Linked DNA regions of Homo sapiens: region 2 is linked to region 1. Evidence: read pairs that join two places in POLR2A ChIA-PET (ENCODE). Cell type or tissue: endothelial cell of umbilical vein. All regions are shown on one strand. Each heading gives the region's core, and the rest is flanking DNA. Links, peaks and the distances in the headings are about the cores only. Region 1 has its middle 5.7 kb from the start of RNVU1-2A. Region 2 holds the start of LOC100996756 (a long non-coding RNA gene).

Evidence for each region. ChIA-PET counts read pairs that join two places held together with the same protein. Peaks named below come from ENCODE experiments on the same cell type or tissue, not always from the same donor. Only the 100,000 strongest peaks of a DNase experiment are listed, where the experiment ranks them.
Region 2: POLR2A ChIA-PET joins it to region 1 with 8 read pairs; 6 of 35 experiments call an interaction of 5 or more read pairs at or near these places.

The regions. Positions count from the first base shown.
Region 1 is chr1:144,544,060-144,548,445 of GRCh38, forward strand. No RefSeq gene overlaps it. Among named protein-coding and RNA genes, the nearest start is that of RNVU1-2A, 5.7 kb to the right of the region's middle. In endothelial cell of umbilical vein, for the core only: no CTCF peak of the experiment used is centred there; DNase peaks (open chromatin) are centred at 2,372, 2,626 and 2,990; H3K4me3 peaks cover 771 bases; H3K27ac peaks cover 1,019 bases.
Region 2 is chr1:146,385,546-146,389,931 of GRCh38, forward strand. All of the region lies in intron 3 of LOC112268274 (a long non-coding RNA gene), which reads right to left. It overlaps LOC100996756 (a long non-coding RNA gene), which reads left to right and starts at 1,002. Exons shown (of 2, transcript XR_159169.5): 1 at 1,002-1,777; 2 at 2,001-2,544. In endothelial cell of umbilical vein, for the core only: no CTCF peak of the experiment used is centred there; a DNase peak (open chromatin) is centred at 1,996; H3K4me3 peaks cover 289 bases; H3K27ac peaks cover 719 bases.

The DNA of each region.
Region 1 (4,386 bases), core at 210-4,209:
ACCGTGTTAGCCAGGATGGTCTCGATCTCCTGACCTCGTGATCCACCCGCCTCGGCCTCCCAAAGTGCTGGGATTACAGGCGTGAGCCACCGCACCCGGCCAACAAATATTAAGTTTCAAGCTGTAAGACCAGAAGGGTCCATTTCTAGGTTTATCCAAAAAAGCTACATATGGGACTGTGGGGTGGTTTTCAGACCAAGAAAGAAAAAGATTGTGCAGACCAAAGTCTGCAGTTAACCAAAGAAAAAACATAATTTTCTGACCAATAGGATGTATGGGATCAGAGAATGACCAGGCTATAGAAGAACCGTTTTTTGTCCTGAGCATAGGGGAAGGATGAAGTTGCACCAACTAAGGTGGAATTAAGCTGCAGATGGGGAAAAATCTGGATTTTGGTTCAGAGCCCTGGGGTCTTCCTTGAAAGAAGAACCCTGTTTCGGTTTCTGCCTCTCTCTGAGTCCTTTTGGAGGTTGAGGATGCTGAGGTCTTGGTGCTTGGCCCCCTCTAGCCCTGAGTACTTCCCCTCCGGCAGGGCAACCTGGCCCAGTGCCCAGGTCCCAGCTCCAGCGACCATTTCCCCCTACTTTGCTCCTAGCAAAGGCCTGAAGGCCTAGCGGTTCCTGCAGAACCCCTGTCTCCCTCTTTTGGATAAAGCAGAGAGGAAATGACCTGTGTGGAGGGAATCAGGGGCTGCATCTGCACGGAGGAGCTGAGGCAAGTAGGGCAGTTGCGGTCTGTCAATGTAAAGGACATTTGCCATCCAGGAGGTTGGGCTGTTATTATTAGTTTTTAAATTCGTCAATACAAACTTCAGGGAAATGTGTCTTCTTACTTGTAGGAACCTCACAAGACCTCCCATCTTATATTCCAGGGAGAATTGCTGCGTATTACACGAACACATAGGTGAGACTGCCATTCTGACCTGCAGGCCTCGATGTCCTGTGCAGGGGCACCAGGGCACTGGCAAAGCCCTTTCCATACAAAGAGCAAGCGTGTTATGTCTACAACCCAATGGCACCAGTTCCAAGTACAATTTCTACTTGGTTCTATGAGCTGAGTACATGTTCCCCCCAGCACAGAAATCCTACAAACTCCCATGAATGCTATAGGGAAAAGCAGGGGCTAGCCAGGTGTGATGGATCATACGTGTAATCCCAGCAGTTTAGAAGGCCAAGGCAGGGCAGATCACTTGAGTCCAGGAATTGGAGACCAACCTGGGCAACATGGCGAAACTTCAACTCTTAAAAAAACAAAACAACAACAACAACAACAAAACAAGAACAGAAATTAGCCGGCTGCGATGGCTCGTGCCTGTGCTACTCCAGAGGCTGAGGTGGGAGGATCGCTTGAACCAAGATCCCACCAGATACAGTGAGACTCTGTCTCAGGGAAAAATACAAACAAAAAAAAGAGGCTCTGTAAGAGGTGACTCTGGGGACAATGGAAAAACACTAAGGTTTTCAAGTGGTGTTAAAAGCCAGTAGGCCTTGGGGACCACTGAGCAATCTACAAAGCAGGGAAGCCTAGATCCCTGAGCTCTGCCCGCCAAGTACCACCACAGCTAACATGAGAGACCTCCCCCACAGAGACTGAAATTTGCCTCCTGAGGAAACAAGTGACTACAGACATCTGTCCCAGGACAGTAAACAAGAAAATAAGGTCTCACAAAAACAAAAACAGCTGACCACACCATACAATCACTGAGACCGGGCCTGCGACTATAGATGAAAAAAGCAAATGCTGTCTATTATTCATACCATGAAAGACCAGGGGAAAGCACGAACGCAGTCCCCTACTACTGTTGCGGGAATCAGGAGAACAAAGAGACCAACGGGTGGAACAGAAGGATTTTATTGAGTGCACTCGGGCCTAGCGTGAGCCCCGAAGAAAGACAGGGGGCTTGACTTTTATACACACTTCTGAAAGGGGGTTGGCTAGTTTGAATGGTGCAGCAGGAATTTGATGGTGCGAAACTCGCGGGGCAGGCAAGAGGGCTTACAGAAGCAGAAAGAAGGCAGTTAATCAAACTGTGACAGGTCTTGCAACGCAAGCACAGCTGGTAACCTTGCAGCTGCACTGAATGGAAATCAGGAACTTACAAAACTTGAATAATGACAAGTGGCAAGGGGGAAAGACAAGGCAGTAAAGACATTTGTTGTTTTTCCTCTTATACTTGCTGGGGGCGGACCGTGTTGACAAAGTCGCTGGAAATCACTGTCAGAGATGTAGCTTTTAGGATAGTATTGTCCAGGATCTGCTAGGCTCTATCCACTGCAGGCCTTGGTGGGGGGGGAGGGGGGGCCTGCGAAGCACAGGAAAACTTGTCTTTTCGTTGTAACTTCCGCTTCGTTACTACAAGTTACGCAGCTGAGCTTCCCACGTTAGAGAAAATGACAGAACAGCACACTTGAAATGAAATAGTTGAGTCGGGTTTAAAAGCCATTTCAGTAACCACAATATCTGCCCTGCCACATAAATAAGATTGCACCTATCTCCGCCCCGCCACAGCTCCATACGCCTCACCCTTTAAACGCACAGTCACTTGCCCCAGCACCACTCCAGCCAATCCCCAACCACCCCGAGCCCTCCTAGCCCTAACACACAGCTGGGACTCTCATGTCCAGCCAGTGGTCCTGGACTTGCTCCTACAGCGCGGGAAATCCTTCGTGGCGAAGCAGCAGCCCCTGCGCTGCCTCATCTACATAGAAACGCCCTATCGGTGATGTCACCGACAGTGCCTTTCCCAGTCTCCTTCTGCTCTTCCGCCCCACCCTCCGCCACTCAGCCTACCAACCCGCTGGGGGAGCCGACGGAGGAAGTGACGTCTGCTGTCCCACCTCTCCCTCCCGCCCTTGTCCTTTCCGGAGGTGCGCCCAGACCCCGCATCTAGTATCCCCCAAAGAAGCGACTACTTAACTTGTGTCCTGCGGAGGACCCTTCTGGCGGCCAGCTGGAAGCTGTGCGCCGGTCTTCAAATAGTGGCTTTTAATTCGCAGACTAGAACATTTAGGATTACAAAGAAAACCGTTTCCTTTCAAAGCTGTTTATCTTTGTGAAGTAGCATTTTGCTTAAAATTGGAAGCCTTTGACTATCAGAGAGAAATCATATCTATGAAACTAGAGAGGCTGCTCAGATGACTGCAAACCAGCCATCCTTGCTGGTTTTACCAGTAGTAGTGTTATAAAGAATGTTGTCCAATTTCATGAGTCTCGTAGGTTTGTTTTTTTGTTTTTCAAATACAGTATTGTACAAAAAGGAAGCAGAATGTGGTTGCTGTCACAATGTAATGCCTCTCTGGGCCTGAGAATTTGGAAAGGCTCACACTCCTCATAAAAGTTCTCTTCTTTCCTCATTCTCCCTTTAGATAAAAAGTCTTTTTTTTTTTTTTTTTTTTTTTTGAGACGGAGTCTCGCTCTGTCGGCGGGATCTCGGCTCACTGCAAGCTCCGCCTCCCGGGTTCACGCCATTCTCCTGCCTCAGCCTCCCGAGTAGCTGGGACTACAGGCGCCCGCCACGACGCCCGGCTAATTTTTTGTATTTTTAGTAGAGGCGGGGTTTCACTGTGTTAGCCAGGATGGTCTCGATCTCCTGACCTCATGATCCGCCCGCCTCTGCCTCCCAAAGTGCTGGGATTACAGGCGTGAGCCACCGCGCCCGGCCAGATAAAAAGTCTTTCTTGAAAGCATTGTTGATCAAAAGCTGTATCTCTCCTTGCCAGAAAGGCTCATTCCCAGATAGTCCTGTCCCACACTGGGGGCAGGGGAGGAAAGGAGCCCTCTCACTAAGGAATTTTTAACAGTGCCCAGAAGCTGAATTGGCATCACAGAATTGGGGGCGGGGGGGGAGACAGAGAGATCTCGGCCAATTCTATAGTTGCTGTCACTTGTTGAATCATCTCTAGTCTTCAGAGTACCATGAAAACAATGAGAAATACATAACATTAATAATTTGACTAGTGGAGATATAATGCACACAAGAATGATAATCACAAAGAGAATCTATATCCCGAAACAGTAAGGGAACCTATTCCATTAGGCAGCCAACTGAAAACATCAGGGAAAACATCAAATACCATTTCTTCTTTAGTGATTTATTGTAGCCAAGTGGCTTCCTTTCTAATTTTTTTTCTAGAGAAGGTTCTACTGCATGGGAAACATTTATGTATATGCAACAAAAGGTATTTGCCACCACACATACATCTCCCTGCTCAGCTAAATATATCATCTAAAGTGATGTGATTACCTAGTACAACCTTAGCCAGTGAATAAATAGCTTTTTATTGAGCTGCAAAAGAGGCCGCAGTTTCATCAGCAATGTTTTTCTTTCTTTTTTCTTTTTCTTTCAGAGACAGCGTCTGTCTCTGTGTCCCAGGCTGGAGTGCAGTG
Region 2 (4,386 bases), core at 97-4,096, 1.8 Mb after region 1:
AGATGCTGTCTCTGAAAGAAAAAGAAAAAAGAAAGAAAAACATTGCTGACGAAACTGCGGCCTCTTTTGCAGCTCAATAAAAAGCTATTTATTCACTGGCTAAGGTTGTACTAGGTAATCACATCACTTTAGATGATATATTTAGCTGAGCAGGGAGATGTATGTGTGGTGGCAAATACCTTTTGTTGCATATACATAAATGTTTCCCATGCAGTAGAACCTTCTCTAGAAAAAAAAATTAGAAAAGAAGCCACTTGGCTACAAGAAATCACTAAAGAAGAAATGGTATTTGATGTTTTCCCTGATGTTTTCAGTTGGCTGCCTAATGGAATAGGTTCCCTTACTGTTTCGGGATATAGATTCTCTTTGTGATTATCATTCTTGTGTGCATTATATCTCCACTAGTCAAATTATTAATGTTATGTATTTCTCATTGTTTTACTTCTTTTGAGAAACGAAATTCATGGTACTCTGAAGACTAGAGATGATTCAACAAGTGACAGCAACTATAGAATTGGCCGAGATCTCTCTGTCTCCCCCCCCCCCCCGCCCCCAATTCTGTGATGCCAATTCAGCTTCTGGGCACTGTTAAAAATTCCTTAGTGAGAGGGCTCCTTTCCTCCCCTGCCCCCAGTGTGGGACAGGACTATCTGGGAATGAGCCTTTCTGGCAAGGAGAGATACAGCTTTTGATCGACAATGCTTTCAAGAAAGACTTTTTATCTGGCCGGGCGCGGTGGCTCACGCCTGTAATCCCAGCACTTTGGGAGGCAGAGGCGGGCGGATCATGAGGTCAGGAGATCGAGACCATCCTGGCTAACACAGTGAAACCCCGCCTCTACTAAAAATACAAAAAATTAGCCGGGCGTGGTGGCGGGCGCCTGTAGTCCCAGCTACTCGGGAGGCTGAGGCAGGAGAATGGCGTGAACCCGGGAGGCGGAGCTTGCAGTGAGCCGAGATCCCGCCGACAGAGCGAGACTCCGTCTCAAAAAAAAAAAAAAAAAAAGACTTTTTATCTAAAGGGAGAATGAGGAAAGAAGAGAACTTTTATGAGGAGTGTGAGCCTTTCCAAATTCTCAGGCCCAGAGAGGCATTACATTGTGACAGCAACCACATTCTGCTTCCTTTTTGTACAATACTGTATTTGAAAAACAAAAAAAAAAACCTACGAGACTCATGAAATTGGACAACATTCTTTATAACACTACTACTGGTAAAACCAGCAAGGATGGCTGGTTTGCAGTCATCTGAGCAGCCTCTCTAGTTTCATAGATGTGATTTCTCTCTGATAGTCAAAGGCTTCCAATTTTAAGCAAAATGCTACTTCACAAAGATAAACAGCTTTGAAAGGAAACGGTTTTCTTTGTAATCCTAAACGTTCTAGTCTGCGAATTAAAAGCCACTATTTGAAGACCGGCGCACAGCTTCCAGCTGGCCGCCAGAAGGGTCCTCCGCAGGACACAGGTTAAGTAGTCGCTTCTTTGGGGGATACTAGATGCGGGGTCTGGGCGCACCTCCGGAAAGGACAAGGGCGGGAGGGAGAGGTGGGACAGCAGACGTCACTTCCTCCGTCGGCTCCCCCAGCGGGTTGGTAGGCTGAGTGGCGGAGGGTGGGGCGGAAGAGCAGAAGGAGACTGGGAAAGGCACTGTCGGTGACATCACCGATAGGGCGTTTCTATGTAGATGAGGCAGCGCAGGGGCTGCTGCTTCGCCACGAAGGATTTCCCGTGCCGTGGGAGCGGGTTCAGGACCGCTGGTCGGACCTGAGAGTCCCAGCTGTGTGTGAGGGCTAGGAGGGCTGGGGGTGGTTGGGGATTGGCTGGAGTGGTGCTGGGGCAAGTGACTGTGCGTTTAAAGGGTGAGGCGTATGGAGCTGTGGCGGGGCGGAGATAGGTGCAATCTTATTTATGTGGCAGGGCAGATATTATGGTTACTGAAATGCCTTTTAAACCCGACTCAACTATTTCATTTCAAGTGTGCTGTTCTGTCATTTTCTCCAAGGTGGGAAGCTCAGCTGTGTAATTTGTAGTAACGAAGCAGAAGTTACAACGAAAAGACAAGTTTTCCTGTGCTTGGCAGGGCCCCCCTCCCCCCCACCAAGGCCTGCAGTGGATAGAGCCTAGCAGATCCTGGACAATACTATCCTAAAAGCTACATCTCTGACAGTGATTTCCAGCGACTTTGTCAACACGGTCCGCCCCCAGCAAGTATAAGAGGAAAAACAACAAATGTCTTTACTGCCTTGTCTTTCCCCCTTGCCACTTGTCATTATTCAAGTTTTGTAAGTTCCTGATTTCCATTCAGTGCAGCTGCAAGGTTACCAGCTGTGCTTGCGTTGCAAGACCTGTCACAGTTTGATTAACTGCCTTCTTTCTGCTTCTGTAAGCCCTCTTGCCTGCCCCGCGAGTTTCACACCATCAAATTCCTGCTGCACCATTCAAACTAGCCAACCCCCTTTCAGAAGTGTGTATAAAAGTCAAGCCCCCTGTCTTTCTTCGGGGCTCATGCTAGGCCCGAGTGCATTCAATAAAATCCTTCTGTTCCACCCGTTGGTCTCTTTGTTCTCCTGATTCCCGCAACAGTAGTAGGGGACTGCGTTCGTGCTTTCCCCTGGTCTTTCATGGTATGAATAATAGACAGCATTTGTTTTTTTCATCTATAGTCGCAGGCCCAGTCTCAGTGATTGTATGGTGTGGTCAGCTGTTTTTGTTTTTGTGAGACCTTATTTTCTTGTTTACTGTCCTGGGACAGATGTCTGTAGTCACTTGTTTCCTCAGGAGGCAAATTTCAGTCTCTGTGGGGGAGGTCTCTCATGTTAGCTGTGGTGGTACTTGGTGGGCAGAGCTCAGGGATCTAGGCTTCCCTGCTTTGTAGATTGCTCAGTGGTCCCCAAGGCCTACTGGCTTTTAACACCACTTGAAAACCTTAGTGTTTTTCCATTGTCCCCGGAGTCACCTCTTACAGAGCCTCTTTTTTTTGTTTGTATTTTTCCCTGAGACAGAGTCTCACTGTATCTGGTGGGATCTTGGTTCAAGCGATCCTCCCACCTCAGCCTCTGGAGTAGCACAGGCACGAGCCATCGCAGCCGGCTAATTTCTGTTCTTGTTTTGTTGTTGTTGTTGTTGTTGTTTTGTTTTTTTAAGAGTTGAAGTTTCGCCATGTTGCCCAGGTTGGTCTCCAATTCCTGGACTCAAGTGATCCGCCCTGCCTTGGCCTTCTAAACTGCTGGGATTACACGTATGATCCATCACACCTGGCTAGCCCCTGCTTTTCCCTATAGCATTCATGGGAGTTTGTAGGATTTCTGTGCTGGGGGGAACGTGTACTCAGCTCATAGAACCAAGTAGAAATTGTACTTGGAACTGGTGCCATTGGGTTGTAGACATAACACGCTTGCTCTTTGTATGGAAAGGGCTTTGCCAGTGCCCTGGTGCCCCTGCACAGGGCATCGAGGCCTGCAGGTCAGAATGGCAGTCTCACCTATGTGTTCGTGTAATACGCAGCAATTCTCCCTGGAATATAAGATGGGAGGTCTTGTGAGGTTCCTACAAGTAAGAAGACACATTTCCCTGAAGTTTGTATTGACGAATTTAAAAACTAATAATAACAGCCCAACCTCCTGGATGGCAAATGTCCTTTACATTGACAGACCGCAACTGCCCTACTTGCCTCAGCTCCTCCGTGCAGATGCAGCCCCTGATTCCCTCCACACAGGTCATTTCCTCTCTGCTTTATCCAAAAGAGGGAGACAGCGGTTCTGCAGGAACCGCTAGGCCTTCAGGCCTTTGCTAGGAGCAAAGTAGGGGGAAATGGTCGCTGGGGCTGGGACCTGGGCACTGGGCCAGGTTGCCCTGCAGGAGGGGAAGTACTCAGGGCTAGAGGGGGCCAAGCACCAAGACCTCAGCATCCTCAACCTCCAAAAGGACTCAGAGAGAGGCAGAAACCGAGACAGGGTTCTTCTTTCAAGGAAGACCCCAGGGCTCTGAACCAAAATCCAGATTTTTCCCCATCTGCAGCTTAATTCCACCTTAGTTGGTGCAACTTCATCCTTCCCCTATGCTCAGGACAAAAAACGGTTCTTCTATAGCCTGGTCATTCTCTGATCCCATACATCCTATTGGTCAGAAAATTATGTTTTTTCTTTGGTTAACTGCAGACTTTGGTCTGCACAATCTTTTTCTTTCTTGGTCTGAAAACCACCCCACAGTCCCATATGTAGCTTTTTTGGATAAACCTAGAAATGGACCCTTCTGGTCTTACAGCTTGAAACTTAATATTTGTTGGCCGGGTGCGGTGGCTCACGCCTGTAATCCCAGCACTTTGGGAGGCCGAGGCGGGTGGATCACGAGGTCAGGAGATCGAGACCATCCTGGCTAACACGGTGAAA